Linked DNA regions of Homo sapiens: regions 1 and 3 are each linked to region 2. The links are chromatin loops, found by intact Hi-C in ENCODE. Cell type or tissue: PC-9. All regions are shown on one strand. Links, peaks and the distances in the headings refer to the core of each region. The heading gives the core; the rest is flanking DNA.

Region 1 (10,527 bases), core at 1,354-9,353, 67 kb after region 2:
GTTTTTGTTGCCTGTGCTTTTGAAGTCTGACCCATAAAATCTTTGCCTAAGCCAATGTCCTAAAGTGTTTTCTTCTAGTAGTTTTACAGTTTTGGGTTTTACACTTAAGTCTTTAATCCATGTTGAGTCCATTTTTAAATATGGTGGGAGATAGGGATCTAATTTCATTCTTCTGCCTATGAATATCCAGTTTCCTAGCACCTTTTATTGAAGAGACTGCCCTTTCCCCAGTGTTTGTTCTTGGCGCTTTTGTTGAAAATCATTTCGCTGTAAATATGTGGACTTATTCTTGAGTTCTCTATTCTGTTCCATTGGTCTCTGTATCTGTTTTTATACCGATACCATGCTGCATTGCTTACTATAGCTTTGTATTATTAATATATTTTGAAGTCAGATAGTGTGATGTCTTCAGCTTTGTTTTTTTGCTCAGTATTGTTTTGAATCTTCATGGTCTTTTCTAGTTTCATAGAAATTTTAGGGTTGTTTTTTCTATTTCTGTGAAGAATGTCATTGGAATTTTGATGGGAATTGTATTGAATGTTTAGATTGCTTTAGTTATTATGGTAATTTTAATAATATTAATTCTTCTGACTAATGGATCAGAAGAATTAATGCCAGAATTAACGCATGGAATGTCTCTCCATTTTTTGTGTGTCCTCTTCAATAAGATATTAAGACTTTAGAAAACATTGTTAGAGGTGGCTGGTGTCAGTATTGAGAAGAAAATATGAAACATTTTAAATTAACATCTTTTGTTTTGTTTTGAGTTAGAGACTTGCTCTGTCACTCAGCTGGAGTGTAGTGGCGTGATCATGGCTCACTGCAGCCTCGACCTCCTGGGCTCAAGTGATCCTTTCACCACAGCCTCCCAAGTAGCTGGGACCACATATGTGTGGCACCATGCCCAGCTAATTTTTTGGGGGTTGGGGGGGGATGGAGTCTTGCTCTGTCACCCAGGCTGGAGTACAGTGGCATGATCTTGGCTCACTGCAACCTCCATCTCCCAGGTTCAAGCAATTCTCATGCCTCAGCCTCTTGAGTAGCTGGGATTACAGGCATGCATCACCATGCCCGACTAATTTTTGTATTTTTAGTAGAGACGGGTTTTCACCATGGTGGCAAGGCTGGTCTCAAACTCCTGGCCTCAAGTGATCCATCCACCTCGGCCTCCTGAAGTGCTGGGATTATAGGTGTGAGCCACTGTGCCCAGCCCCAGCTAATTTAAAAAAATATTTTTTGTAGAGATGGAGTCTCGTTGTACTGCCCAGGCAGGTCTCAAACTCCTAAGCTCAAGGAATCCTCCCACTTCGGCCTCCCGAATGCCTCCACAGGCATTAGCTACTGTGCCTGGCCTGATATCTTTTTTGTACAGTCAAATCAATATCAGAAGAGAGGAAAATGTCCAATCTGACTCCATTCACTTCATTATTTTAATACAGGTGGAAGTTGGGAGTAACTGTTGAACCAATTAACCAGGGGTCTTCTTTGTCTCCCTAGTGCAATTGGTCGTGATTAGCAAATATTTACTGAATGGAAGTGAATTCATTGAGCATTCCTTATGTGCACAGAACCATGCCAGGCATTGTCAAGAATAGAGCAGGATTATAAGGCAGGATCTCTGCAGCTTGAGGTTTATAGTCTCTCTGAGGAGATTATTGATGTAATGACCAGCAAATGATAGGCCGGAAGAGCATGTGCTATTTACGGTATTGAGTTGCTCAGCACTTTGCTCTGGCTCGTCTTCTCTCTTTATACTTACCCCATTGGTGACCTCACACAAAGCCTTTTATTGGCTTTGAATAGTGTCTTTATGCTGTTGACTCTCAAATGTGTATCTTCCACCCAATGTTCTTTCATCTGCATCTCAAATTTATACGTTCAAGACACCCTCCACCAAACCTTCTCCTTCACCAACTAGCATCCTCCCAGTAAACATCACCACCCACCTGGCTGTTTAAGCTGTGCAAGCCAGATACCTGTGAGTATTTTCATTTCTTCCCTTCTCTCATCTCTCACATCAAGTTTACCCCAAGCCTTATGGACCCCACCTCTTCTACCTCCCAAATAATTCCATTTATTTTCACCATCTATGCTGCCTCAATGCTAGATTGAACATCTATTGGCCCTCGCTGCATTAAAGTAGCAGCCTCTTAACTGGTCTTCTGACACAACCCATTCTCCTCTTAGCAGTTGATGTCAAAAACATAAATCGGATTATATCACTCATTTAGATCCTTTGCTAGAATCCATACAAGGGATAAAATTGCATAAACCTATATACATGTATACAAATGAATGAATGCATGTAAACGTTGGTAAAAGCTGAATAAGACCTGTATCTAGTTAATAGTATTGCACCAATGCCAATCTCCTGATTTTGATATTGTATTTTATATATATACACACACACATATATATACATATATACATATATATACACATATATACGTATACATATATACATATATATGTGTATATATATATATACACACATACATACACATGTAAGATGACACCACTGGGGGAAGCTGGATGAAGGGTACACAGAAATCTGTGTACTAACTTGGCAACTTCCTATGAATCTATATTTAGTTAAAAACAAAATGTTTTTTAAACACTTGCAATCATCCATTGGCTTCTGCTGCAGCAAATCCAACCCTTTACCACAGCCTGCAGAAGCCATTCCCTGCTGTGACTCCTGCCAACCTCCTTTGTAACCCCACCCAACCATATCATTCTCCTACCAGTTACCCTGCCTCAGCTACACTGTATTCCTAGCAGTTCCCAAAACACAGCAAATGCCTTTCTGTCCCAGGACATTTGTGTATGCTGCCCCAGCTGCCTAGAATGCTATTCCTATGGCTGGTTCTTCCTCATCTTTCAGAGAAGTCTTTACTGACATCTCATGTATACCAGAGCCCCACTAGGTTCTTTTCCTTAACAGAGCTGTTGTGAGTTGTAATGAGTACTAGCTTAGTAGTATTCATTGATGCTTATATTCTAGTGAGAGCAAGTGAAAACGCAGAGATCATATCTGCTTTATTTGTTAATGTATCCCTGTTCACTAGTATAGTGCTTGGCCTATAATCAGTGTTCAATACATAATTATTGATAAAAAGAAAGAAAGAAAAATAAATATGCTTTAGGGTCCCAGAAAATGGGGATATCAGTTTTGAAGGGAGCTTTCAAAAAGTTGCATGCAAGAGCTTGCTAAAATCCAAATTAACGCAGGGTATTGTGTTTGGTAAAATGTTGCTGGTGTGTGTGTGTGTGTGTGTACACATGTACAGTTAAGATTCTGCCTTTGAAATGTAAATGTATATCATGGATATGTACAGTTCTATTTTATGTTTTATTTGCTTTGAAATTTTGCAATCTATTATAAAATAAATTCACGAACTACTGCAAAATCTAAACACTTTGTTTTCACCAATGAACTTTGAATTCATTTGGACTCATTTTACCTGACATTTTTATGCAGGATAAAGGAGGGAGGTACTGCACTTAGGCTACTTTAATTTTTTATTTTTAAATTTTTTGTAGAGATGGGGTCTCACTTTTTGCTCAGGCTGGATTTGAACTCCTAGGCTCAAGCGATCCTCCTGCCTCAGCTGCCTGAGTAGCTGGAACTACAGGTGCATACTACCATGCCCAGCTTTGACAATTTTATTTTTTAAAAAATTTATTGTTTTATTTTTATAAAAGTTCTAAATGTACATTTCACGGTAATTTGGAAAATACAAAAAGATAAAAATGAAAAACATCATAGTTATTCCGTAATTCAGAGAGTCACATTTTTTTCTAACTGTTCTTCCTATAAAGATTTCTTTACCAAAATTAGAAATATGCTATGCATGAAATATTATATCCTTACTTTTATTTTTTTTCTTTTTGAGACAGAGTCTAGCTCTGTCGCCCAGGCTGGAGTGCAAGTGGTGCGATCTCGGCTCACTGCAAGCTCCACCTCCCGGGTTCATGCCATTCTCCTGCCTCAGCCTCCCGTAGCTGGGATTACAAGCGTCTGCCCCCGCGCCAGGCTAATTTTTTGTACTTTTAGTAGAGACGGGGTTTCACCATGTTAGCCAACATGGTTTCGATCTCCTGACCTCGTGATCCACCTGCCTTGGCCTCCCAAAGTGCTGGGATTATAGGCGTGAGCCACTGCACCTGGCCTATATCCTTACTTTTAAAATTTAACATTAACATAAGCAGTTTTACATCAGTCAGTAGTATTAGAAAGCAGCTTCTAAAATGATAATGTTGGCTGGGAGAGGTGGCTCACATCTGTAATCCCAGCACTTTGGAAAGCTGAGGCGGGCAGATCACTTGAGGTCAGGAGTTTGAGACCAGCCTGGCCAACATGGCAAAATCTTGTCTCTACTAAAAATAAAAAATTAGCTGGGTGTGGTGGCGCACTCCTGTAATCCCAGCTACTTGGGAGGCTGAGGCAGGAGAATCCCTTGAACCCAGGAGGGGGAGGTTACAGTGAGCAGAGATTGCGCCACTGTACTCCAACCTGGGCGACAGAGTGAGAATCTCTTTCCTGCACCCTCCCTACACACAAAAAAAGATAATTCCACAATTTATTTCACTATTCTCCTAGTGTATGGCTACATTCTAACTTATTATTATCCTATATGAAATTTAGGCATTTTTTTCCTACTTTTACAGATTCTCAATGTGACAATATTATCCTAAGCTTCCTGCACATTTATTTCCTTATTTTTTCTGGAGAGAAATGTTAGTATTTGGTTCTGGTTTCCCAAGCTTCAAGTTGGAGAGAAAAGTGGAGGCAGTGGGTTAACTTAAATTTCCAGAGCATTCCTTTGCATCAGTGCAAAGTTAAAATTTTTGGATAGATACCTGTATTTTGGCTGGTCCCATGGTGCTGGAGGAATTTAGGGCATGATTAAAAGAGATGAAAGGAAACAGTGTCAAGACCTAGAAAATCTAGTGTGTTGAGCCTGAAAACAGGATTTCAAGCTTAGTGAATTCCACATTCATGGCTGCATATCTGGTCAGATTTAGGCCACTGGGTAAGCATCTATGGAAGATATCACTGACATTTAAGATATATATATATATTTTTTTTTTTTTTTTTTTTTGAGACGGAATTTTGCTCTTGTTGCCCAGGCTGGAGTGCAATGGCGTGATCTTGGTTCATTGTGACCTCCGCCTCCCGGGTTCAAGTGATTCTCCTGCCTCAGCCTCCCAAGTAGCTGGGATTACAGGCATGTGCCACCACACCCGGCTAATTTTGCATTTTTAGTAGAGATGGGGTTTCTCCATGTTGGCCAGGCTGGTCTCAAACTCCTGACCTCAGGTGATCCGCCTGCCTCGGCCTCCCAAAGTGCTGGGATTATAGGGATGAGCCACCGCACTTGGCATAAGATATATATTTTTCAACCTGAAAGCAAATGAACAACTGAAATTACAATAGGCTGATAGGTTTTCTAGAAAAGTAGTCATTTTTATTTTTAATGAGGTAGATGATAACTACTATGAGTCAAATAAGTATTTTTGGCTCTTTCATCTGTGTCTTAAAGTATTTAATTTCAAAATTATGTTGACTGAACACAGGAAGAAATTTTTCACAGGTTTGATTGTGGTGAAATACAGTGCATTAATAACAAGGTAAACAATGTCAGAGCCAAGCGTGGTGGCTCATGCCTCTAATCTTAGCACTTTGGGAAGCCGAGGTGGGAAGAGCACTTGAGCCCAGGAGTTCCAGACCAGCCTGGGTAACACTGTGGGACCCCGTCTCTACAAAAGATTTTTTAAAAATTTAGCCGGTGTGGTGGTGGACTTGAGGTCCCATTTCTCGGGAGGCTGAGATGGGAGGATCACTTGAGCCTGAGAGGTCAAGGCTGCAGTAAGCCATGATTGCGCCACTGTACTCCAGCCTGGGTGACAGAGTGAGATCCTATCTCAAAAAAAACAAGCAAGCAAGCAAACAAACAGACAAACACCAATGTCATGTGTGTGTTTGTATGTGTGTGTGTGTGTTTATAGACAGAAAGCTTTAGTGTAGAATTATATATTCTGCAGATCATGGAATCCAATATATCCCTGTAGGTTGGAAGTTTCTTCTTAGACCTCTTAAGAGCCTATGTGGTGACTGGGGACAAATCAGTAACTTCAGAACAATAAAGCCTGGCATAAATATTCCTATCTTCAAAGCTGCAGTTCCAGTAGAGTTAAATTCCTTTAACACTGTATTTCCTGTTGTTCAGGAGCCTGCATTGATCACAGAGATAGGAATCTCACAGTGCTTGTGTCATGCTTTCCTTTGAAGGCATGCTTGGGTGTTAACTAATTACTAGGCGAATGGACTATTGTTTCTAAGATTTTTTTTAAAAGCATGTTTGTTGATATTATGATTAGGCTATTTACAGAAATCTTTTCAAGACATTTTCTGAGTATCTCTCTGTAAAATCAGAAATAAAATTAATATAGATGGTAGAGTGGAGAGCAGCGGTGTTAGTTAGCTCTTTTGACAAGAATGTGGTGCTAATGAAGGCACCATTCCCTGAAGCCCAGAAAAACAATTCCATCCATACCAAGTGGATAATTCTCCCAACCTTCACCAGCTTTCTCAAAACTTGAGGCTGTTTGTCATGAGAGGAGCAGGGTCAAGGGAGAAAATGGTGCAGCCCAAACTTACCTTCCCCATGGCTCTCCTCCTGGCGATGAGTTGTCATCATGACCATTTTTGAATATGATGACTTTCTTTTTAGTTAACAGAGAGTTGAAAATATGCCTCATTAATTAACACTGGCTTTACCTTGCAAATGCCAGGTATCAGCTGTCAAAGCTAATACTTCAGGTTAACACAAAGAGGACATAGTCTGTGCTCACAGAGAGAGGACCTGCAAGGTGTTGCGTGCCTGCGGGAAGCCCTGGGGGTGGCAGTTGCAAAGCCGCCTCTTGTCCAACAGTCAGTGGTTTGCTTTGGCCATGGCTCTCACTGCATCATTGCAAGCAGTCAGAAAATGTTCATTGATGAGATCAGGAACAATGATGCCTGCCCTTTCAAAACCACATCTGACTGTCTCTCCACCTTCTAGCCCACCCAGAGGAGAATCCATAGCTGGCATAACCTATAAGTGGAGAAAAGGAAGCTAAGAAAGGATTTGCTGGTCATGTCTTTAACGCTTTGAAAAGTATATTGTCTAATTTACTGGGAGAACCTAACTGTGGCTTTTTTTCCTCCATGCTTTCTCCCATCATGTTTACTATTACTGCTTTATTGCTTGAAACCATCACACACACACACACCGCCAAAACCAAGTGTCATTGGTGACATTTTTTTCGTTTTCATTTTCTTTTTCTTCCTTTCTTTTTTTTTTTTTTGAGACGGAGTCACGCTCTGTCACCCAGGATGGAGTGCAGTGGTGCAATCTCGTCTCACTGCAACCTTCACCTCCCAGGTTCAAGTGATTCTCCTGCCTCAGCCTCCCAAGTAGCTGGGACTACAGGTGTGGACCACCACACATGGCTAATTTTTGTATTTTTAGTAGAGACGGACTTTCACCATATTGGCCAGGCTGGTCTTGAACTCCTGACCTTGAGATCCATCTGCCTCGGCCTCCCAAATTGCTGGGATTACAGGTGTGAGCCACCGTGCCCGTCTGGAGATATTTTAAAATAAAAACAAAGCTATAAAAATATACATTTATGAAATTTCAAATGATCTCTACTTTCAAATGATCCTAATACTCAAATGTAAAGTGTTTCATTTCTTTTAAGAAATATAGCTTCCATGGTACTGGAGAGTTTTACCATTTACTATAAGAGTAAATGGACATGGTAAACCAATTCAAGGGATGTCAAATAATGGCTGCTCTTTTCCTTAATGAAATCTCAAGGTCTGTTTGCTTTGGATGGCCAATGAGCATAGTAGACTTTAATTAGCTAATTTATTTAATCTACTATTTTTCTTAAAGTTATCATAGATATCATGATATTTCTCTCCTAAGTACTGACTATGCATCACTAAAATGTAAGAACATTTTCCTACCCACCTACAATACCATTATCACATCTAACAAAATTAGTAGTAATTCCTCAGTAGAATTTAATACTCATTTTTTTTTCAAGTTTCTCCAGTTGTTCCTAAATGTCATTTACAGTTGGCTTATTTGAACAAGATCCAGTCAAGGTCCACATATTGTGTTTGGTTATTATAACTCTTAAGTCTCTTTTAACCTAGACTAGGCCCTTCCCTCTGTCTCCACATCATTGACTTAACAAGGAAATCTGGCTAGCTATTCTGTAACACTTAGCCTTATTTTATTAATTGTTAAGCATGAAGGCAACAATGGGCACACTAGTCTTGCCATCTCAATAAAAGTTGGTATCGTTATTACATAATTGATCACTTAAACCTAGGGTTTACTGAAACCCAAACTCAAGAGCAGAGAAAACGTAAAACAAAATAAAAACCCTGGCCAGGCACGGTGGTTCACGCCTGTAACCCCAGCAGTTTGGGAGGCCGAAGCAGGCAGATCACCTGAGGTCAGGAGTTTGAGACCAGCATGACTAACATGGCGAAAACCCATTTCTACTAAAAATACAAAAATTAGCCAGGTGTGGTGGCACGTGCCTGTAGTGTTGGATACTTGGGAGGCTGAGGTAGGAGAATTGCTTGAACCTGGGAGGCGGAGGTTGCAGTGAGCTGAGATCACACCACTGCACTCCAGCCTGGGTGACAGAGGGAGACTCTGTCTCAAAATAAAATAAATAAATAAAGCCCTGACCTTGACCTGAGTACAGTTCTACATGTAGTTGTTCTATAGCAAACTCCCTTTGATTATTCCATGAATCTGAGTCAATGGGCACTTTTCACTGATTCGGTGCCCAGTTCCTTTGAATGCCTACTGTGATTTCCTTCTACCTGTTCTTCATTCTCAGTTCACTTTTCAGACAGCCAGCAAGCTTTACACCTTGGTTGCTTTTAGGTATGCAATTCCCTCCCAGCTCTATAAGTTATCTACCTGGTAAGAAGAGTGTAGTAAGTGGGAAGATGTTTCCTGAATTTACCTTTCAGTGGGTTATATCTGGTCTGCTTCTCTACCCTATTCTCATATGGAAAAGAAAGTCCCCATGACAGAATGGCAAATTAGTACTAGTATTCTCTCCAATAACTTTAAATTTTCCAGGGGGCATGCACTGGGAATGTGGGGCAAGGGTTCTTCATTCATAATGAAAGAAAATTGCTGTTTAAAAAATGTGGCCAGGTGTGGTGGCTCATGCCTGTAATCCCAGCAATTTGGGAGGCTGAGGTGGGAGGATAGCCAGAGTTCAGCAGTTTGAGACCCATCTGGGCAAAAAAGCAAAACCCTATTTCTTCAAAAACTAAAAAAAAAAAAAAAAAAAAAAAAAAAAAATTAGCTGAGCATGATAGCACCTCCCTGTAGTCCTAGCTACTTGGGAGGCAGAGGTGGAAGGATTGCTTGAGTCCAAGAAATCAAAGCTGCAGTGAGTTATGATTGCACAAATGCACTCAGCCTTGGCAACAGAGCGGGACCCTGTCTTTCTCACTATATATATGACTCCTACATGAAATATTTAGAAACTTATACCCACTGGTTAACTAGTATGGGTTAAGTATTATTATTATATTTTTACATCTGTAGACTAAAGTGCTTCCATTAGACTGCTTTCTAGTTGCAGTTAAAACCATATTAAACTTGGGTGAGCTGAGGCAATCTATTTTCTTTAGTCTTATACTCTCAATCTAAAAGGTCAGGAAATTGGACTAGACTTGTTTGTTTGTTTGTTTGTTTGTTGCGTTATTTTTGCGGGAGGTGGCGGTTTTTTTTTTTTTTTTTTTTTTGAGACAGGGTCTTACTCTCTCGCCCAGGCTGGAGTGCAGTGGCACCATCTCAGCTCACTGCAACCTCCGCCTCCTGGGTTCAAGTGATCCCCCCGCCTCAGCCTCCTGAGTAGCTGGGATTACAATTGCATGCCACCATGCATGGCTAATTTTTGTAATTTTTAGAGACAGGGTTTCACCATGTTGCCCAGGATGTTCTCCAACTCCTGAGCTTAAGTGATCTGCCTACCTTGACCTCCCAAAGTGCTAGGATTACAGGTATGTGCCACTGCGCCTGGCCCTGGACTAGACTTCTAAGGTCCCATATAGCTGTTGAGCTTGATGACTTAAGACATTAATAGCAACCACAATTTTTTCATTTTGTCTCTTCCCTCCTCCCATTTGTAGCCTCTTCTGACAGGCTCTTGCCTTTCCGTGTGTAGGGAGCCTCTGTAATGGTTAAGGAGCCAGGAGTCAAGAAGTCCCTGCCTGTTCTTGGCCAGGTGAGGTAGGTCACACCTGTATTCCCAGCACTTTGGGAGGCTGAGGTGGGTGAATCACCTGAGGTCAGGAGTTTGAGACCAGCCTAACCAACACAGTGAAACCCCATCTCTACCAAAAATACAAACATTAGCCGGGCATGGTGGTGTACACCAGTAATCCCAGCTGCTGGGGAAGCTGAGGCAGGAGAATCACTTGAACCCAGGAGG
Region 2 (10,527 bases), core at 1,572-9,571:
CAGAAGCAAACTAATATATTTGTAGGTGTCTGGGATGTGATAAATGTCTTTTTTTTTTTTTTCTTTAAAGCTCTGGGATGTATGTGCAGAACGTGTAAGTTTGTTACATAGGTATACTTGTGCCATGGTGGTCTGCTGCACCCATCACCCTGTAGGGTCCAGCCCCACAGGGTCGGTTGTTTTTCTCCCCTTGTGCGGAGACGAGAGATTGTAGAAATAAAGACACAAGACAAAGAGATAAAAGACAGCTGGGCCCGGGGGACCACTACCACCAAGACGCGGAAACCGGTAGGGCCCCGAATGCCTGGCTGCGCTGTTATTGGATACAAGGCAAAAGGGGCAGGGTAAGGAGTGTGAGTCATCTCCAATGATTGATAAGGTCACGTGAGTCACCTGTCCACCAGCCAGGGGGCCCTTCCCTGTTTGGCAGCCGAGGCAGAGAGAGAGGGGGTTAGAGAGAGAGGACAGCTTATGCCGTTATTTCTGCATATCAGAGACTTTTAGTACTTTCACTAATTTTGCTACTGCTATCTAAAAGGCAGAGCCAGGTGTACAGGATGGAACATGAAAGCGGACTAGGAGCGTGACCACTGAAGCACAGCATCACATGGCATGAGATGGTATCTCATTGTGGTTTTGATTTGCATTTCCGTAATGACCAGGGATGATGAGCTTTTATTCATGTTTGTTAGCAACACAAATGTCTTCTTTTGAGAAGTGTCTGTTCATATCCTTTGTCCACTTTTTGATGGGGTTCTTTTTTTCTTGTAAATTTGCTTAAGTTCCTTGTAGATTCTGGATATTAGACCTTTGTCAGATGGATAGATCGCAAAAATTTTTTCACATTCTGTAGGTTGCCTGTTCACTCTGATGATAGTTTCCTTGCTGTGCAGAAGCTCGTTAGTTTAATTAGATCCCATTTGTCAATTCTGGCTTTTGTTGCAGTTGCTTTTGGTGTTTTAGTCATGAAGTCTTTGCCCATGCCTATGTCCTGAATGGTATTGCCTACGTTTTCTTCTAGGGTTTTTATGGTTTTGGGTCTTATGAGTAGTTTTTTCTCTTTCTGTGAAGAAAGTCAATGGTAGCTTGATGGGAATAGCATTGAATCTGTAAATTACTTTGGGCAGTATGGCCATTTTCACAATATTGATTCTTCCTATCCATGAGCATAGAATATTTTTCCATTTGTTTGGTTTGTAGTTCTCCTTGAAGAGATCCTTCACGTCCTTTTTAAGTTGTATTCCTAGGTATTTTATTCTCTTTGTAGTAATTGTGAACGGGAGTTCACTCGTGATTTGGCTGTTTGTCTATTATTGGTGTATAGGAATGCTTGTGATTTCTGCACATTGATTTTGTGTCCTGAGACTTTGCTCAAGTTGCTTATCAGCTTAAAGAGTTTTTGGGCTGAGACGATGGGGTTTTCCAAATACACAATTATGTAATCTGCAAACAGAGACAATTTGACTTCCTCTCTTCCTGTTTGAATACTTTATTTCTTTCTGTTGCCTGATTGCCCTGGCCAGAACTTGCAATCCTATGTTGAATAGCAGTGGTGAGAGAGGGCATCCTTGTCTTGTGCCAGTTTTCAAAGGGAATGCTTCCAGCTTTTGTTCATTCAGTATGATATTGGCTATGGGTTTGTCATAGATAGCTCTTATTATTTTGAGATATGTTCAATACCTAGTTTATTCAGTGTTCTTAGCAGCAAGGGGTGTTGAATTTTACCAAAGGTCTTTTCTGCATCTATTGAGATAATCATGTGGTTTTTTCATTGGTTTTGTTTATGTGGTGGATTACGTTTATTGATTTGCATATGTTGAACCAGCCTTGCATCCCAGGGATGAAGCCAACTTGATTATGGTGGATAAGCTTTTTGATGTGCTGCTGGATTCGGTTTGCCAGTATTTTATTGAGAATTTTCACATCGATGTTCCTCAGGGATACTGGCCTGAAATTTTCTTTTTTTGTTGTGTCTCTGCCAGGTTTTGGTATCAGGATGATGCTGGCCTCATAAAATGAGTTAAGGTGAAGTCCCTCTTTTTATATTGTTTGGAATAGTTTCAGAAGGAATGGTACCAGCTCCTCTTTGTACTTCTGGTAGAATTCGACTGTGAATCCGTCTGATCCTGGGCTTTTTTGGGTTGGTAGGCTATTACTGCCTCAGTTTCAGAACTTGTTATTGGTCCATTCAGGGATTCAACTTCTTCCTGGCTTAGTCTTGGGAGGGTGTATGTGTCCAGGAATTTATGCATTTCTTCCAGATTTTCTAGTTTATTTGCATAAAAGTGTTTATAGTATTCCCTGATGGTAGTTTGTATTTCTGTGGGATCGGTGGTGATATCCACTTTATCGTTTTTTATTGTGTCTATTTGATTCTTCTCTCTCCTTTATTAGTCTGGTTAGCAGTCTTATCTATTTTTTAATCTTTTCAAAAAACCAGTTCCTGGATTCATTGATTTTTTTTTTTGAAGAGTTTTCTGTTTCTCTTATCTCCTTCAGTTCTGTTTTCTCTTATCTCCTTCAGTTCTGATGTTAGTTATTTGTCTTCTGCTAGCTTTTGAATTTGTTTGCTCTTGCTTGTCTAGTTCTTTTAATTGTGATGTTAGGGTGTCAATTTTAGATCTTTCCTGCTTTCTCCTGTGGGCAATTAGTGCTATAAATTTCCCTCTACACACTGCTTTAGCCGTGTCCCAGAGATTCTGGTACGTCGTGTCTTAGTTCTCATTGGTTTCAAATAACGTATTTATTTCTGCCTTCATTGTGTTATTTACCCACTAGTCATTCAGGAACAGGTTGTTCAGTTTCCATGTAGTTGTACAGTTTTGAATGAGTTTCTTAATCCTGAGTTCTAATTTGATTCCACTGTGGTCTGAGAGACTGTTTGTTACGATTTCCATTCTTTTGCATTTGCTGAGGAGTGTTTTACTTCCCATTATGTGGTCAATATTAGAATAAGTGTGATATGGTGCTGAGAAGAATATATATTCTGTTGATGTGGGATGGAGAGTTCTATAGATGTCTGTTAGTCGAGAGCTGAGTTCAGGTCCCTGAATATCCTTGTTAATTTTCTGTCTCATTGATCTGTCTAATATTGACAGTGGGGTATCAAAGTCTCCCCCTATTATTGTGTGGGAGTCTGAGTCTCTTTGTAGAGACTTTATGAATTTGCTTTATGAATCTGGGTGCTCCTGTGTTGGGTGCATATATATTTAGGATAGTTAGCTCTTCTTGTTGCATTGATCCCTTTACCATTATGTAATGCCCTTCTTTGTCTTTTTTTATCAGAGACTAGGATTGCAACCCCTGCTTTTTTTTTTTTTTTTTTTTTTGGGGGGGGCGGGCTTGGTAAATATTCCTCCATCCCTTTATTTTGAGCCTGTGTGTGCCTTTGCATGTAAGATGGGTCTCCTGAATACAGCACACTGATAGGCCTTGACTCTTTATCCAATTTGCCAGTCTGTGTCTTTTAATTGGGGCATTTAGCCCCTTTACGTTTAAGGTAATATTGTTATGTGTGAATTCGATCCTGTCATTATGATGTTAGCTAGTTATTTTGCCCATTAGTTGTTGCAGTTTCTTCATAGTGTCAATAGTCTTTACATTTTGGTATGTTTTTGCAGTGGCTGGTACCGATTTTTCTTTTCCATATTTAGTGCTTCCTTCAGAAGCCCTTGTAAGGCAGACCTGGTGGTGACAGAATCCCTCAGCATTTGCTTGTCTGTAAAGGATTGTATTTCTCCTTTGCTTATGAAGCTTAGTTTGGCTGGATATGATATTCTGGGTTGAACATTCTTCTCTTTAAGATTGTTGAATATTGGCCCCCCCCACTCTCTTCTGGCTTGTAGGGTTTCTGCAGAGGGATCTGCTGTTAGTCTGATGGGCTTCCCTTTTTGGGTAACCTGACCTTTCTGGCTGCCCTTAACATTTTTTCCTTCATTTCAACCTTGGTGAATCTGATGATTATGTGTCTTGGGGTTGCTCTTCTGGAGGAATATCTTTGTGGTGTTCTCTGTATTTCCTGAATTTGAATGTTGGCCTGTCTTGCTAGGTTGGGGAAGTTCTCCTGGTTAATATCCTGAAGTGTGTTTTCCAAGTTGGTTCCATTCTCCCCGTCACTTTCAGGTACACCAGTCAAACGTAGGTTTGGTCTTTTCACATAGTCCCATATTTCTTAGAGGCTTTGTTTGTTCCTTTTCATTCTTTTTTCCCTAATCTTGTCTTCACGCTTTATTTCATTAAGTTGATCTTCTGTCTTTGATATCCTTTCTTCTGCTTGATCGATTTGGCTGTTGATACTTGTGTGTGCTTCACGAAGTTCTTGTGCTGTGTTTTTCAGCTCCATCAGGTCATTTATGGTCTTCTCTAAACTGGTTATTCTAGTTAGCAGTTCCTGTAACCTTTTATCCAGGTTCTTAGCTTCTTAGCTTCTTAGGGTTAGAACATGCTCCTTTAGCTCAGAGGAGTTTGTTGTTCCCCACCTTCTGAAGCCTACTTCTGTCAGTTTGTCAAACTCATTCTCCATCCAGTTTTGTGCCCTTGCTGGCGAGGAGTTCTGATCCTTTGGAGGAGAAGAGGCATTCTAGTTTTTGGAATTTTCATCTTTTTTGCACTGGGTTTTCCTCATCTTCATGGATTTATCTACCTTTGATCTTTGATGCTGATGACCTCTGGATGGGGTTTTTGCATGGGCATTCTTTTCGTTGATGTTGAATGTTATTGCTTTCTGTTTGTTAGTTTTCCTTCTAACAATCAGGCCTCTCTTCTGCAGGTCTGCTGCAGTTTGCTGGAGGTCCACTCCAGACCCTGTTCACCTACGTATCACCAGTGGAGGCTGCAGAACAGCAAAGATTGCTGCCTGCTCCTTCCTCTGGAAGCTTTGTCCCAGAGGGGCACCTGCCAGATGCCAGCCGGAGCTCTCCTGTATGAGGTGTCTGTTGACCCCTGCTGGGAGGTGTCTCCTGTCAGGGAGGCATGGGGGACACGGACCCACTTGAGGAGGCAGTCTGTCCCTTCGCAGAGCTGGAGTGCTGCGCTGTGGGATCCACTGCTCTCTTCAGAGCCAGCAGGCAAGAACATTTAATTCTGCTGAAGCTGGGCCCATAGCTGCCTTCTTCCCAGGTGCTCTGTCCCAGGGAGATGGGAGTTTTATTTACAAGCCCGTGACTCAGGCTGCTGCCTTTCTTTCCGAGATGCCCTGCCCAGTCAAGAGGAATCTAGAGAGGCAGTTTGGCCACAGCAGCTTTGCCACCCGCCCAGTTCGAACTTCCTGGAGGCCTTGTTTACACTGTGAGGGGAAAACCGCCTACTCAAGCCTCAGGAATGGTGGACGCCCCTCCCCCCACCAAGCTTGAGTGTCCCAGGTTGACTTCAGACTGCTGTGCTGGCAGTGAGAATTTCAACCCAGTGGATCTTAGCTTGCTTGCTGGGATCTGTCGGGGTGGGACCCACTGAGTAAGACCACTTGGCTCCCTGGCTTCAGCCCCCTTTCCAGGGGAGTGGACGGTTCTCTCTCGCTGGGGTTCCGGCTGCCACTGGGATATGAAAAAAAACTCCTACAGCTAAGTTGGTATCTGCCCAAACAGCCGACCAGTTTTGTGCTAGAAACCCAGGGTCCTGGTGGTGTAGGCACACAAGGGAATCTCCTGGTCTGCGGGTTGCAAAAACTGTGGGCAAAGCGTAGTATTTGGGCCAGATAGCACAGTCCCTCAGGGCTTCCCTTGGCTAGGGGAGGGAGTTCCCTGACCCCTTGTGCTTCCCAGGTGAGGTGACGCCCCACCCTGCTTCTGCTCACCCTCTGTGGGCTGCACCCACTGTCTAACCAGTCCCATTGAGATGAACCAGGTACCTCAGTTGGAAATGCAGAAATCACCCACCTTCTGCATTAGTCTCGCTGGGAGCTGCAGATCGGAGCTGTTCCTATTCGGCCATCTTGCCAGATCTCAAATTTGTCGTTTCTAAAAACTGAATTTAATTGTTTTTTATTTGTGGGAATGAGAAGAGGGTAGTATTAAGACCTCAATTCCATGGATCACATCAAATATAAAATTCCAGATAAATGTGAAAATCTAAATATAAGTGCAAATCTATATAAATAATGGAAGAAAATGTTGAATATTTTGGTAACCTTAATGTGAGAAATGTCTTTTTAAAAATGTATTACCAAAATAATAAAGGAAAAGATTAACAGATTTAACCACATAAGTGATAACACATCTATATGATGAGATACATTAAGTTAAAAATAGACTAGGAGAAATTACTTATAACATAAAAATTGAAAACCATAATCTATAAAGAGCATCAGTAAATCAGTATGAAGGCAAACAATTGAGTATAAAAACATGAAGGAATATAGATAGAGAAAGCATAGAAGATTACAGATATCCTGTAAATATAAAAATATTTTTTCCCATAGTGGTCATGAGAAGTACAAATTAAAATAATGAGATTTCATTTTTAGCCAAACATGAGCAAAAGAAAATCTGGCGTTGAAGAGGGTGTGAGGGAGTGGATATTCATATACTATTTTTGTGGGGGGTTAAATTGTTAAGCAACTTGAAAGCAGTTCATTAGTATTTATCAAATACTAAAAAAAAAAAATTTTGAGACAGGGTCTCATTCTTGCCCAGACTGGAGTGCAGTGGTATTATCATGTCTCACTATAACCTCGACCTCCCAGGTTCAAGCCATCCTCCCACCTTAGCCTCATGAGTAGCTGGGACTACAGGCTATTTTTTAAATGTTTGGTAGAGAGCAGATCTTGCTATGTTGACCAGGCTGATTTTGAATTCTTGGGCTCAAGTGATTTTCTTACTTTGGTCTCCCAAAGTGCTGGGATTACAGGCGTGAGCAACCGTGCTTGGCGCAAATATAAAATATTTATAACTTTGAGGAAGCAAGTGCATTTCTAGAAATTTGCTTTTGAAAAACAGGCTTTCGTGCTCAAAGTCAGAAATGCATGTACCAACAGAACATTGGATCCAGTCTAAATCTCCACTTGTGTCATGATAGAACAGTACTATGGAATTCCTTGTAGCTTTAATCTCTTTTTGCTAGCTGAAAAATCTGAAGAAATTAATAGAAAAATTCATGTTATGGTCTCATTTAACACTAATACTGGTGTATAGGTGGATGTGTTCGTGTACGTTCATGTATATGCATATACTTGTATTCATGTGTATATATAGATGAATAGGAAAACATTGCTTTTAAAAAGTAATTTAAATATACAATTGATTACCAGAGTGCAGGTAAAATAGTAATAGTAAAGATAGGCATCCTTATCTTGTTCCTAACTCTAATAGAAAGATGTCTAGTATACTAACTACTGTTATGCTTAACTCTCTCATTATATATACAACCTTATGACTTTAGGGGCATTTCATTCTGTTCTTAGGCAGCTAAGAATTCCCCACTATAAGGTTTTAGGACTGACTTTTATAAAATACTTTTGGTAATAGTTACCTCTTGGGATGATCTGTAATCTTAAAATACCACCTAAGGTATTTCTGGTTCATTGAATATGATTAAGCAATAACTAAAGTATGTAAATAAATCACTTTTAGCATGTATGTAATAATAAACATCTTCATTCTAATAATAGCACCTATTTTCTGGGATTAGCATTTATACTATTTGAAATGTCTAAAGTAGGTAGATATAACCAGAGATTATTTGAAGAAAATGAATATGTGTAATCACTGAAAATCACATTTCTCTGAATCCTTGCCTACCTGACAGTTTTTTAGGAGAACAGAACTGTTGCTCAAAGACTTGTCTAGAGAGAATGACTGACTCTCCAGATCAGTTACTCGTATAATCTGAATATCACCATCTTCATGCCCACTCTTCATAAGCTGCTTTTGAGAAAGAGACAGATAGCTGTATACAGTGCATCAAAGCAATAAATCCTAGTGTCAAGACTTTTACTCAATCACATATCACTATAGACATGTAGAGACTAAATCATATAACTGTACAGTTTCCTTGCTGTCCCACTGACAGAATAGTGAATTTAAAATTACACAGCATTCTTTCCTGAGCTGCTTTTTCTCCCCTAGTATTACACTTTATTCATACCATTCACATCATTATTCATAATACGCAGTAAAGATTATTACCTGAACTTCAAAACAGATTGCTTGTTGATATTTATGTTTAATGTAATTCCAGGTTTTTTTTTTTCTTCATTTGGTCATAGAAGCATACATATGGTCAGTCTGGATGGTAAATTTTGATTGTATGGTAGAAGGCCTGAGCTCAGGCTTACCTTCCTTTTTTCTATGAAAGAAATTACTAAGCAAAAGAGTAGTCTGGATAAACTTGGATGGAAGATTGTAAAATATTTATAAAATTAGCAATTATATGTTGGTTAACACTTTATTTTTACCTAAATGTTGAAGCAGGTTCCTGATAATCTCTGCTGGATAACATTTTTGGATTAGCCATTGTATCTCCTGAAACAAAAAAGTACATGTCTTTTTAATATTTTATAACTTGAATCACCCTTTCCTCTCGTTTGTTCAAATAATGAGATTTTAATGATGTGTCATAGTACTCAAGAGAATTCTTTTTTGTGCATTATTTATTTAATGGAATTACCTCTTTTTAACTACTGCTTGGTCAGTTTACTTGCTAATTAACTAACTTTAATCTTTCAAAAAGTCTAATTATGTTAATCTGATGAAATTTCAGGAAATTCAGCAAGAGACAGATATCCCTGAAAGAGAGCTTGTTAGAGCCCTACAGTCCCTCGCCTGTGGTAAACCAACACAGCGGGTTCTTACAAAAGAACCCAAATCAAAGGAAATAGAAAATGGTCATATATTTACAGTTAATGATCAATTCACATCCAAACTACACAGAGTCAAGATTCAAACAGGTATCTGGAATTATATTTTTCCTCTCAAAAAATTATATATTTTTCTCTTTAGAAAAAAAATCTCATCTATTGGATTTCTTTTAAAAATACTCCTTTTCTGGTGCTGCATGATACTTAGGCTTAAGAAAGAAAGCAGCTTTTATTGATAAGTATTTGTATCAAAATGCATTTGAATCCAAGTACAGTAAGCATTTTAAAAAGTAATTTATAGTGTGAACAAAGTATTTCTTTTCATGTTTTTCAATAAATAGAATACAGTTTATGAACATATTGGTACTTAAAATTGTTTTTAAGTTGTTAACTAATAGTCAGTGGAAGTCTAATTTTAAAGCTGATTTAGAAGTTTTTCAGAATTGGGAGACCTATATAAAAGTTTGATGTTTGGATGTTGCTATTTATATTTTGATAAATATTTTTTGTTTCAAAATCTTAAAACCCATATCCTCTTTAATTTAAAAACATAGAAATGATACTGATGTGAATGATTTTTAATAGAGCCATATAAGTCGATAATGAAAATTCTATTCATTAAACATTTAACATAATGTAAGATGCTTGTTTTCTGTGTATTTAAAGGGGAAAAAAGGCACTCCACCCTTGCTGATTGATGTTTAAAACTAATTGTTTACTACTTGGCTTAAAAACTAGTATTAGATAGGCTTCCTAGTACTAATATATTCATTACAGCCAAATATGTGTGCAATAAAACAGTGTCCTAAGATAAATAAGATGATCTTTTAAATGACTGTCATTTGTTGATTTTAAAAAAATGTTATTTATATTGTATATTATGATAGTCTTTTTAAAAGTAATGTTAAATATACAGTTGATTACCAGAGTACATGGATTCTAGAGCTTTATATGCACACTTAAATTTTTGTTTTTCATTTTGATCTTTTTGTTTCGTATGTATACTTTGTAGAACAGAGTAGTGTCTCTGGCAAGGCTTTGCCCCCTTTGTCTTGTAGTTGTAAACTGTATCATAGTAATCTGCATTAGCCAAGATTGGCCCATGTCTTGACATAAATATATATTAAGAATAAAACAAAACTGTGCTAGCCAGTGTCATGGAATAAAATTTATTTTTCTTCCAATGCAAGACATAACTACTTTATACATTTGGGCAGATGCAGGTTTTGGATTTTAGGGCTCATTTGTATCCTAGAATTAGAGGAAAATATGTGGGAATATTTATCTGGATTGCCTTACCCTCACCCTACTGTACCCTAAATAAGTAACTGTCTTTGTTATCCCAGATTCTATCATGTCCAGCAATAATAATATCAGATATTAGTATTATGTTTAAAAAAGTCTTCATAGATTTTTAGATTTTCGTGTTAAGTGTGCACACTTATGTGTGTATCTGGAGTATGTGTATGTAGTGTTTTAGGTATGTTCAAAACAGAAATATATATATGATGAATTTCACTAGAGCTTAAAAGTTCTTTTCAGCAATAAAATTCTACAAAGCAATGTTTTTTTCTTGGGAATGGTTTTTAAATGATCTTGGCTCTTACTCATAGTTTAAGTCAAAATTTTCTCTTTGGTGGTAAATATTGTGACCACATTGGTTTTACTGTCAAAGGCTCAGTAACATAATCAAATATTCGAAGACTCAGACCCTACCTATTTATGCTGCTTTTACT
Region 3 (10,527 bases), core at 1,080-9,079, 110 kb before region 2:
GCTGGGGTCCCCTTACCCACTGTGGAAGCTTTGTTTTTTCGTTCTTTGCAATAAATCTTGCTACTGCTCACTCTTTGGGTCCACACTGCTTTTATGAGCTGTAACACTCACCGCGAAGGTCTGCAGCTTCACTGCTGAAGCCGGCGAGACCACGAGCCCACCAGGAGGAAGGAACAACTCCAGACGCGCTGCCTTAATAGCTGTAATACTCACCGCTGAGGTCTGCAGCTTCACTCCTGAGCCAGCGAGACCACAAACCCACCAGAAGGAAGAAACTCCGAACACATCTGAACATCAGAAGGAACAAACTCTGGACACGCCGCCTTTAAGAACTGTAACACTCACTGCGAGGGTCCGCGGCTTCATTCTTGAAGTCAGTGAGATCAAGAACTCACCAATTACGGACACAGTATCAGCCTTTTCACCAGTACCCCAAGGCCCAATTCCCACAGGGCAACAGGGACAAGCCCAGATAGACAGCTACACATAAAATTGATTGTGTAATAGTAGAGAAACCCTAAAGTTAGGGAACCCTAATCTTTTATACTGAATAGTAAGCATGCCTGCTGTTTGCTCCACAAAGAGACATCATCTCTTTCAAGGCTGTTCTATAAAAATCCTTGAAAAAATAGTCTGTAATAAAGGAAATCAGTGCCTCACTTGCAAGATGTGCAGATATGCAAGAGATCAATGGAAAATTATCTTCCAGCACTTCCATATTCTGAAATCAAGAAAGATGTTTATAGTTTCATCATACGCTAAAAACATATAATTATGCCTGATAGAAAATGGCAAAAACAAAGGGTAAATTTTTAAAAATGTTGATCACATTGTTCTTTTCTGTCTTTGCTTTTTTGTTTTCAAAGCATAAATACATTTTGATTTGATACCCATAATAATCCTGTCAGGTTAGTATTTTATAGCTGATGGAAAACTGACTCAGAAGATAAGGTGTTTCACTGACACTCATCTAGTGAGTGATGGGGCTGAAACTTAAACCCAATACTTCTAACACCAAAGCTGCCAGACACTTGACTAATTGTACTGGAATCAATGGACAATTGCCTAGAACTTAAAACCTAAGATGAGATTGAGTGGCTCTCTTAGTTTCTTCAATGCTGCCACACATCCGCATCAGGATTTCAAAAATAATACTGAAGGCAAATCGGGGGAAAAAGGGATAGGTTGTAAGTGGAGGAAAGGACATAAATGTCTTTTTTATTTTTTAATGTTCAACTCTCCTTTCCTCTGTTCCTGTTTTTTTAAGGTGGTTTGCACCATGGAAATCAGAAAAAAAAAAAAAAAAAAAAAGCCCAGAAAAGCTGTGGGTTTAGAATTGAGCTGTGAAACAATTTCCAGAATTATCAGAATTACAGCATTTTCACCCAAATGGCTGCAATATATATGTATTAAATATTTCAGAATTTCATGCCTTTTTCCCATCAGGGAAATCTGCGCAATTTCAGTTCATTCAAAAGCTCAAGCTAAATGTTACACTTTTGGACATACTGTTTGTAGCATTAGGGTGCCCCTGTTTATGACATATATGATGCCTGAAAGAAAAGTATATAGATCAAATTCTACTATATCAAATTAGAATTAAAGTGCATTATGGAAATTTTTTACTTAAAGGAATCCTATAGTGAATCCATTTTGTCAAAAACAGCTGTACTTAGTGTGACACACGGTGACTAGTGGGAAAGCCTTAACCAGAGTCGAAACTCTGAGATTCTAGTGCTGCTGAACATTTGTGTCATTTGTGACAAGAGGTAGGGACATTGAATTAGATAATCTCTAAAGGTTTCCAGTTCAGTTTTCCCTTTCCTGGAGTGCAGTGGCTAACAGCATTGGCTATAGACCCAGACAGATACAGTTTCTGTATCTGCTGCTTATTGGATGTGTACTCTCTGAATGTTATATAACCTTCTTATGCTTGTTTCCTAACTTGTAAAATAAGGATAATTCCCCATACTTCAAAAGACATTTGTATTAAATTAGATAACATTTATTTATTTATTTATTTTTATTTATTTTTTTGAGACGGAGTCTCACTGTGTCGCCCAGGCTGGAGTGCAGTGGCGTGATCTTGGCTCACTGTAACCTCCGCCTTCTAGGTTCATGCCATTCTCCTGCCTCAGCCTCCCGAGTAGCTGGGACTACAGGCACCCGCCACCAAGCCTGGCTAATTTTTTGTATTTTTAGTAGAGATGGGGTTTCACCGTGTTAGCCAGGATGGTCTCCATCTCCTGACCTCGTGATCCGCCCACCTTGGCCTCCTAAAGTGCTGGGATTACAGGCATGAGCCATGGCACCTGGCCTAAATTAGATCACATTTATTAAGCGCTTTGTGCAGTTCTTGGCACTTACTGGGCACTGATAAATTGCAACCAAAGTCGTTATTAATTCTATGTTTTCATAATCAAGTTCACTTAATGTGAGATTTTCTATCATACAAGCATTTTCTGGACTCTTTTAAATAATGTCTGACTACTAGTAATTTAATCCATGCATTCATGTTTTTCTCAACATTTTATTGAAAATTTCCAAACATATTGTAAGGTTGAAGGAACTGTGCAGTGGTATTATCATCTATTTTTCTACCCATCCCTATATCCATCCAAAATCCTTATTATTTTGATGCACTTCAAATCAAGTTGAAAACATCAGTATACATCATTCCCAAACATGTCAGCCTGCATATTGTTAAACAGAGTTTAGAATAAAGAGTTGCCTATGGTTCTTTTTCTTCCTTTTGAGCTAAAATTTCACATATAATAAAAGTATGTATTTATTTTTACATTTTAAGGTGATTCAGATATTCAGAATTGAATCACCAGTTATGTTTGCTGTAACACAATGCATCAGAATGGCTTTAAAATTTGGTGTTAAAGGAAAACCTCACCTTACAGGCCAGCTGAAACACACCAAGTTTCTCTTTAGTTGGTTGATTTATTTGGGTACATGCAACTTGACGCACAGTATACCCATATCCAAAAAACAATAAACTGCAATAAAAGAAGTTGTACTGCGGTTACTTAAAAAAAATTCTCTTAACCATAGCTGGGACATTTAGATAAATATAAATTTTCTGGTGAACTGAGAAAATTTTTTCGCTTCAAAACTTGTTGAAACTTTAGCTCCTTTCTCTAACATAGAGAGAACACTTAGCAAAACGAAATCTTTTCTCGAAGACGGTGGTCATGAGTAAAGATCATAGTAACAGACAGAAATAGAGAAGTTGCAGATGGCATGGAAATTGACTGACTTTGTGGGACCCCATACCCACCGCAAACCAAGCACGAGGGTGTTTGTTTTATTGGCTACTTTATTTGTTGGTTTTGCATATTGTGTTTTTTTGGTTTTATGTGTTTATTTTGATGGCATTTATTTCACCAGAGCAGAGACAACAAAGCCTGATTCTTAGGTCCTGGTTACTTAAGGTTTTTCTATATACTGTAGAAAATTCACTCTGAACACACTGGGAGCTTTTTCAAAGCAAGGGGACAATTCAGCAGGGCAGTCAGGAACATGGGTCAGGAATGCAGCCACGCACACTTCCCCCTGGAGTTCTGCCACCTGCTAGCTTTACAACCTCAGGCAAACCTCTTCACCTTGCTAAGGTATGAGTTTTTTGGGTTTTTTTTTTGTTTGTTTTTTTTGAGACGGAGTCTCGCTCTGTTGCCAGGCTGGAGTACAGTGGCCTGATCTTGGCTCACTGCAACCTCCGCCTCCCGGGTTCAACTGATTCTCCCGCCTCAGCCTCCCGAGTAGCTGGGATTACACGCACGTCCCACCACACCCAGCTTAGTTTTGTATTTTTAGTAGAGATGGGGTTTCACCATGTTGGCTAGGATGGTCTCGATCTCTTGACCTCGTGATCCACCCACCTCGGCCTCCCAAAGTGCTGGGATTGCCGGCATAAGCCACCGCGCCCGGCCAGTATGAGTTATTATTACATTTTCAGTCTATTACTGAAAACTGCAACATGGTAGTTTATCAAGTTCTTAAGCATAGATTCCCCATTTTTCAGTCATGCAGCAACATCCGCTTAATGCCTCCTAAGTGCAGAACACTCAGGATGACAACAAAAAAATATTTATTTTAACGTTCCAACTTTTAGGAGCTTCATCCCATTATCTTGCATAATTGGAATAAAGTATTTGAAATAGACTATTCAACAGAAAGATGACATAGTTGTGAAACATCTGACTCTAGAATTGGACAAACCTGAAATTAGACAAAAGGGTTTGAATTCCTCTCTCATGACTAACTTATGTGGTGACCTTAAGCAAGTGACTTAACCTGTCTCTGATATGACAAGTTACTTAATCTCTTGAAGATATGACTTTCTTACCTGTAAAATGAGGAAAACAACAAAACACAAGCAGATATTTACGAAGTGCTTATTATTTGCAAGGTGCTGAGTGAAGCACACTCAACATTCCCTAGCTCATTTAATTCTCACGACCATTTCGTGAGGTAGGTACTTTTACTGTCCCCTCCTTTATGTTTTTAAAAAGGAGCACCCAAGGGCATTTGGCTAGTTAGTTGACCCCAGTGCTCTTTGTCACAATACTATTATAATAATAGTCACACAGGACTGTGTGAGCATGAAACAAGCAATGCAGTCATGACACAGGCACACAGGTGGTGTTTTATCAGTGGTAGCCCTCCATTCCGTTGGGAAAGTATACCCCCGTGAAAATACCAGAAATTGTACCTTAGATATTTCCTTACTTTAGGAAGTTAGGCCAGGCGCGGTTGCTTATGCCTGTAATCCCAGCACTTTGGGAGGCCAAGGTGGGCAGACCACTTGAGGTCAGGAGTTCAAGACCAGCCTGGCCAACATGGTGAAACCCCATCTCTACTAAAAATACAAAAATTAGCTGGGTGTGGTGGTGCATACCTGTGATCCCAGCTACTCGGGAGGCTGAGGCAGGAGAATCGGTTCAATGTGGGAGGCAGAGGTTGCAGTGAGCCAAGATTGTACCACTGCACTGCATCCTGAGCGACACAGCGAGACTCCATCTCAAGAAAAAAAAAAAAGAAAAAGGCCAAGCGTGATGGTTCATGCCTGTAATCCCAGCACTTTGGGAGGCCTAGGCAGGCAGATCATGAGGTCAGGAGATCGAGACCATCTTGGCTAACACAGTGAAACCCTGTCTCTACTAAAAAATACAAAAAATTAGCCAGGTGTGGTGGCACACACCTGTAATCCCAGCTACTTGGGAGGCTGAGGCAGGAGAATCACTTGAACCCGGGAGGCAGAGGTTGCAGTGAGCCGAGAATGCACCACTGCACTCCAGCCTGGGTGACAGAGCGCAACTCCGTCTCAAAAAAAAAAAAAAAAAAAAGGAGGTTAGTAAATGATCCCCCCAAAAGAAGCAATAAATTATGAATAGATCTGACGTAAAATACTAACTTCTATTCCCAAAGGGAAGTTTCCTTGTTATGCCAGCTGTTCACATCTTAGGGAGACACATGCACTTTTGCTACCAAATAGTAAAGACAGGGTCAAGCGCTTGAGGGGTTCCACAATGACTGATAAAACATTTTTGCATCAGTCAAGTATAAACATTTCTGCACTAAACATCCCAATACCAAATTCTCACATACCCCCTCACCCTTCTTAGGAGGGTCCAAAATGAACCCAAGATCACACTTTATTCTTTGGCAATGTCTTGATTAATTTGTAATGTAAGGTGCCAGTTTCTTATCAACAAGCAGGAAATGAAGAACCAAATCCCAGCGTCCTTCTCAGGAGCCAGACTACAAGAAGAGGAGCGCCCAGAGGGCCAAATGGGCCCCTCTCCTGAGAGTCTTATATTTATGGTTTCTTCCCCATATATTGGCTCAAGTAGGACACATACTTGAATCTCTCTCTCACATTATTTTCTCATGTGTTTTATATAGATGTGTCTGCCTTACTAGAAATTTTGGCAAAATGATAAAGCAGTTTCTTTTTCTTTTCTTGAGATAGGGTTTCACTCTATCGTCCAGGCTGATGTGCAGTGGTGCTATCATAGCTCACTGCAGCCTCGACCTCCTGGGCTCAGGTGATCCTCCCACCTCAGCTTCCTGAGTAGCTGGGACTATAAGCACACACCACCACATCTGGCTAACTTGAAAAAAAAATTTTTTTTGTAGGCTGGGTGCAGTGGCTCACACCTGTAATCCAAGCACTTTGGGAGGCCGAGGCCGGAGGATCACCCGAGGTCAGGAGTTCGAGACCAGCCTGGCCAACATGGTAAAACCCCGTCTCTACTAAAAATACCCTGACTCTACTTGGGAGGCTGAGGCGAGAGAATGGCTTGAACCTGGGAGGTGGAGGTTGTAGTGAGCCAAGATGGCACCACTGCACTACAGCCTGGGCAACAGAGCAAGACACCATCTAAAAAAAAAATAACAATTTCTTTTTCTTTGGTAGAGATGAGGCTTCACCATGTAGCCCAGGCTGGTCCCATAGTTATCTATTGAGTCTACCTGAGCATGAAGCTAATTTGGTTTCTGTGATTTTGTGCATTTGGTTTGCTTTATTTTTGGAGGAGAGAGTTTTGGAGGGTAAAGGGCCTCTTCCTCCCCAAGTTGCACTGTGTGGGCAACCACCTTGTTCTCATTTGCCTGTGGCTAGTTTATAGATCACATAAAAGCAGGTAACAGTGAATAAGGCTTCTCTAAGAGCTTCTGAAAGAGCAGCCCAGAACCCCTGACAGGAGAGTGCAGGTGTCTGTGAAAATGTGCACACCCACGGTAACTTTTGGAACAAGCCTCACCTTTCCGTAGGGCCCTGCCTATGATGTACTTTTCTTTGCTCTCATCATCTGAGAACTGTTGTGGATGAGAACTATTCTTCAGTGCAGTTTGAGGCCTGAGATCATGCACCTTCATTAGCCATACACTATTATACACACACACACACTCACACCTCCTGGACATTTCCCTTCAAACTCATTAATCTCCATGTAAATCTCTTCAGAAAGAGATAAACAAACAGGCTCTGTACTAATAAGTGGTAGTGGTTGACTCCCAAGATCTATTCCACCTCTATGACTAGTATTAACTATGCCCATCCCCCTTGGCACTGAATGGATTAAAACAGGAATGTAACCTAGTCTTGGCTAATGAGCCATGAGAGAGAGTCTCCTGCCTCTGGGAACAGTTTCCTACCCATAGTACAGATCCATAAGAAGGAGACAGTCTCTCTTCTTCCTCTGGTCTGGACTTTGTTGTATCTGTGATACCTATAATGACTGTAGCCACCTTGCCACCAGTCAAGTAGGAGCCCAGGGCCAAGAAAACTATCACAACGTTGGGCTGGAGCCCTGCGATGTAGCATGCCTGGAATCCATCCTGCCTCTGGACTTCGTGCTATATGACATAATATATTTGATTACGCCAATTGGAGTTAGGTTTTCTGTTACTTGCAGTGGAAAGCAATTTAGCTGATTCAGATGCTGTCTGTTTTGTTGCTATAACAGAATACCTGAGAGTGGGCAATTTATAAAGAAACAAGGTTTATTTAGCTCACAGTTCTGCAGGCTGGAAAGTACAAGAAGCATGGTGCTAGCATCTGCTTGGCCATGAGCTAGGTCAAAACATGATGAGGGTCAAAGGGGAAGTGAACATGTGTGCAAAGAGATCAAAGAGGAGGAGGAACCTCACTTTATAAAACCTCCTTTCAGAGGAATTTTTTTTTTTTTTTGAGACAGCGTCTCACTCTGTCACCCAAGCCGGAGTGCAGTGGCAGGATCATGGCTCACTGCAGCTTGACTTCTCAGACTCAGGTGATTCTCCCACCTCAGACTCTCAAGTAGCTCAGACTACAAGCACATATCACCATACCCAGGTAATTGTGTGTGTGCGTGTATTTTTAGCAAAGGCGGGTATTCGCCATGTTGCCCAGGCTGGTCTCAAACTCCTGAGCTCAAGAGATCCGCCTGCCTTGGTCTCCCAAATTGCTGGGATTACAGGCATGAGCCACTGCACTTAGCCAGGGAATCTATTCCTGGAGCAGTCCAGTCTTGTGAGAGAGAGAACTCACTACAGCAAGAATGGCACCAAGTCATTCATGGGGATCCGCCCCCCATGATTCAAACACCTCCTACGAGGCTCCACCTCCAACACTGCCACATTGGGGATCAAATTTCAACATGAGTTTTGATGGAAACGAAAAAACCATATCCAAACCATAGCAGATGCACTATAATTTTCATGGGCAAACTTAATTGTTAGCAGTCATCTAATGTCATATATTTCTCCAATTACTCATCTACTCTACTGCTTTGAGTAAATAATTATAATTACTAATATTCTGTGGGTTCAAAGGTATTAGTTGTTGATATGGAGGAGAGTCTGCTGACTTGTTTTAAAAAGCAATATTTCATGCCTGTAATCCCAGCACTTTGGGAGGTCGAGGCGGGCAGATCACCTGAGGTCAGGAGTTCGAGACTAGCCTGGTGAAACCTTGTCTCTACTAAAAATACAAAAATTAGCCAGGCACGGTGGCGGGCGCCTGTAATCCCAGTTTACTTGGGAGGCTGAGGCAGGAGAATCACTTGAACCACAGAGGCAGAGGTTGCAGTGAGCCGAGATCACGCCACTGCACTCCAGCCTGGGCAATAGAGTGAGACTGTCTCAAAAAATAAAAATAAATTAAAAAAAAAAAAGCAATATTGCTTGTATTCAACTAATTTGTAATCCTTCCCTATCCCTCCCACCGTCACTCATTAGCATGTAGCACTGGTTAGCGTAACATTGGAAGTAGCCATGAAAATTCATCAAAAACCAATGATGAATGAGTTGATCAAACTACAGCCACATGGACCATTCCAATTACCTCTAGATGCCTGGACATAATTATGGGAAGAACTGCCTTCTTATCAATAGACATAAAAAGTACTTCAGCCTGTAATCCTAGCACTTTGGGAGGCCTAGGTGGGAGGGTAGTTTGAGCCTAGGAGTTTGAGACCAGCCTGGGCAACAAGCAAGACCTCATTTATACAAAAAATAAAAAAAGCCAGGCGTGGTGGCATGTACCTGTGGTCCCAGCTACTCTGGAGGCTGAGGTGGAAGGATTGCTTGAGCCCAGGAGTTCAAAGCTGCAGTGAGCTGTGATTGCACCACTGCATCGGGAGACAGAGTGAGACTCCATTTCAAATAAAAAAAAAAAAAGGACTTTGGAAAATATAGTATCATAGTTTTGATCAAATTATTAAGGGTGATTTAATTTGCCATGTAGTTATGATTAACATGAGTCCCTTAACTTTTCTGTTTTTGTAATGAGTGAGGTAAGGTCCAGCATTGTTGCCCTTTTGGACATGATAAATGTGTCATCTCAGTGGGGAAAGGAATGCAGGCGAACAAATGATGATGAATTGGACCACATGTATGTAGTTAACAAATCCAAAGTTTATGATGCTTATGTTTTAGAAAGAACATAGTATAAGAAAGCTCATGAGAAGTGATAGTATACATTACTTTGTGCGTTTATTTTGAGCCCATTGTTACATCTTAAAGTCATTATAACAGATTTAAAGTTTTCATCCTAGATGTGTAGTGAACCAAATCTTAATCTAAATACTGAGAGGGTGTCAATAATTTAAAGCCTGTTGAAGATTTTGAACTGGTTTAAAATTCAAAGTTGAGTTCCCATCGCTGTTTCTTCTTTTCCATTGTTTCTGGGAACCTTGCTGCTCTTGACTATCCCTGGAAGGACAGATAACCTGGGAATTTCCTTCATAGATAAGAGACAGCTAGTGGAAAGGTCTAGTGAAATGAACATTGCAGGGAAGATGAATGCTGATTGGAAAGTGATATGCTTGAGACAGGATGAAAGTATAGGTACAAGATATACGTGAAAGAGAGGTCACTGTGTAAGAAATAATGGAAGTGGGCATCAGGGAAGAGACAGAGACACAGGATGTGGTAGTAGTTGCATAAATGCAGAAACCAGGCCAGGCACAGTGGCTCATGCCTGTTATCCTAGCACTTTGGGAGGCCAAGCAGGCGGGTAAATTGCCTGAGCTCAGGAGTATGAGACCAGCCTAGGCAACATGGCAAAACCCCATCTTTGGTCGGGGGTGGTGGCTCATGCCTGTAATCCCAGCACTTTGGGAGGCCGAGGCAGGCGGATCACGAGGTCAGGAGAGCTAGACCATCCTGGCTAACACGGTGAAACCCCGTCTCTACTAAAAATACAAAAAATTAGCTGGGCGTGGTGGCGGGCGCCTGTAGTCCCAGCTACTTGGGAGGCCAAGGCAGGAGAATGGCATGAACCCGGGAGGCGGAACTTGCAGTGAGCTGAGATCACGCCACTGCACTCCAGCCTGGGCGACAGAGTGAGACTCCATCTCAAAAACAAACAAACAAAAAACAAACAAAAAAACCATCTTTACTAAAAATACAAAAAATTTGCTGTGCGTGGTGGCCCGCGCCTGCAGTCCCAACTATTCAGGAGGCTGAGGCATGAGAATTGCTTGGATCCAGAAGGTGGAGGTTAGAGTGAGCTGAGATCGCACCGCTGCACTC

What was found. Hi-C counts contacts between places; a loop is a spot of excess contacts. Peaks named below come from ENCODE experiments on the same cell type or tissue, not always from the same donor. Only the 100,000 strongest peaks of a DNase experiment are listed, where the experiment ranks them.
Region 1: a loop joins it to region 2, with 7 times the contacts of the local background. A loop is called at or near these places in 2 of 110 quality-filtered maps.
Region 3: it touches region 2 in a loop (7-fold over the local background); 19 of 110 quality-filtered maps call a loop at or near these places.

The regions. Positions count from the first base shown.
Region 1 is chr2:224,413,241-224,423,767 of GRCh38, reverse strand. No RefSeq gene overlaps it. Among named protein-coding and RNA genes, the nearest start is that of FAM124B, 16 kb to the right of the region's middle. In PC-9, for the core only: no CTCF peak of the experiment used is centred there; DNase peaks (open chromatin) are centred at 5,579, 5,911 and 6,247; H3K27ac peaks cover 773 bases.
Region 2 is chr2:224,480,246-224,490,772 of GRCh38, reverse strand. CUL3 (cullin 3) reads left to right here. Exons shown (of 16, transcript NM_003590.5): 14 at 8,695-8,881. Among named protein-coding and RNA genes, the nearest start is that of FAM124B, 83 kb to the right of the region's middle. RefSeq lists enhancers at 5,068-5,607, 4,874-6,073. In PC-9, for the core only: a CTCF peak has its summit at 4,797; DNase peaks (open chromatin) are centred at 4,432 and 5,242; H3K4me3 peaks cover 3,759 bases; H3K27ac peaks cover 3,827 bases.
Region 3 is chr2:224,592,598-224,603,124 of GRCh38, reverse strand. No RefSeq gene overlaps it. Among named protein-coding and RNA genes, the nearest start is that of CUL3, 12 kb to the right of the region's middle. In PC-9, for the core only: no CTCF peak of the experiment used is centred there; DNase peaks (open chromatin) are centred at 3,574 and 4,274; H3K4me3 peaks cover 1,532 bases; H3K27ac peaks cover 2,141 bases.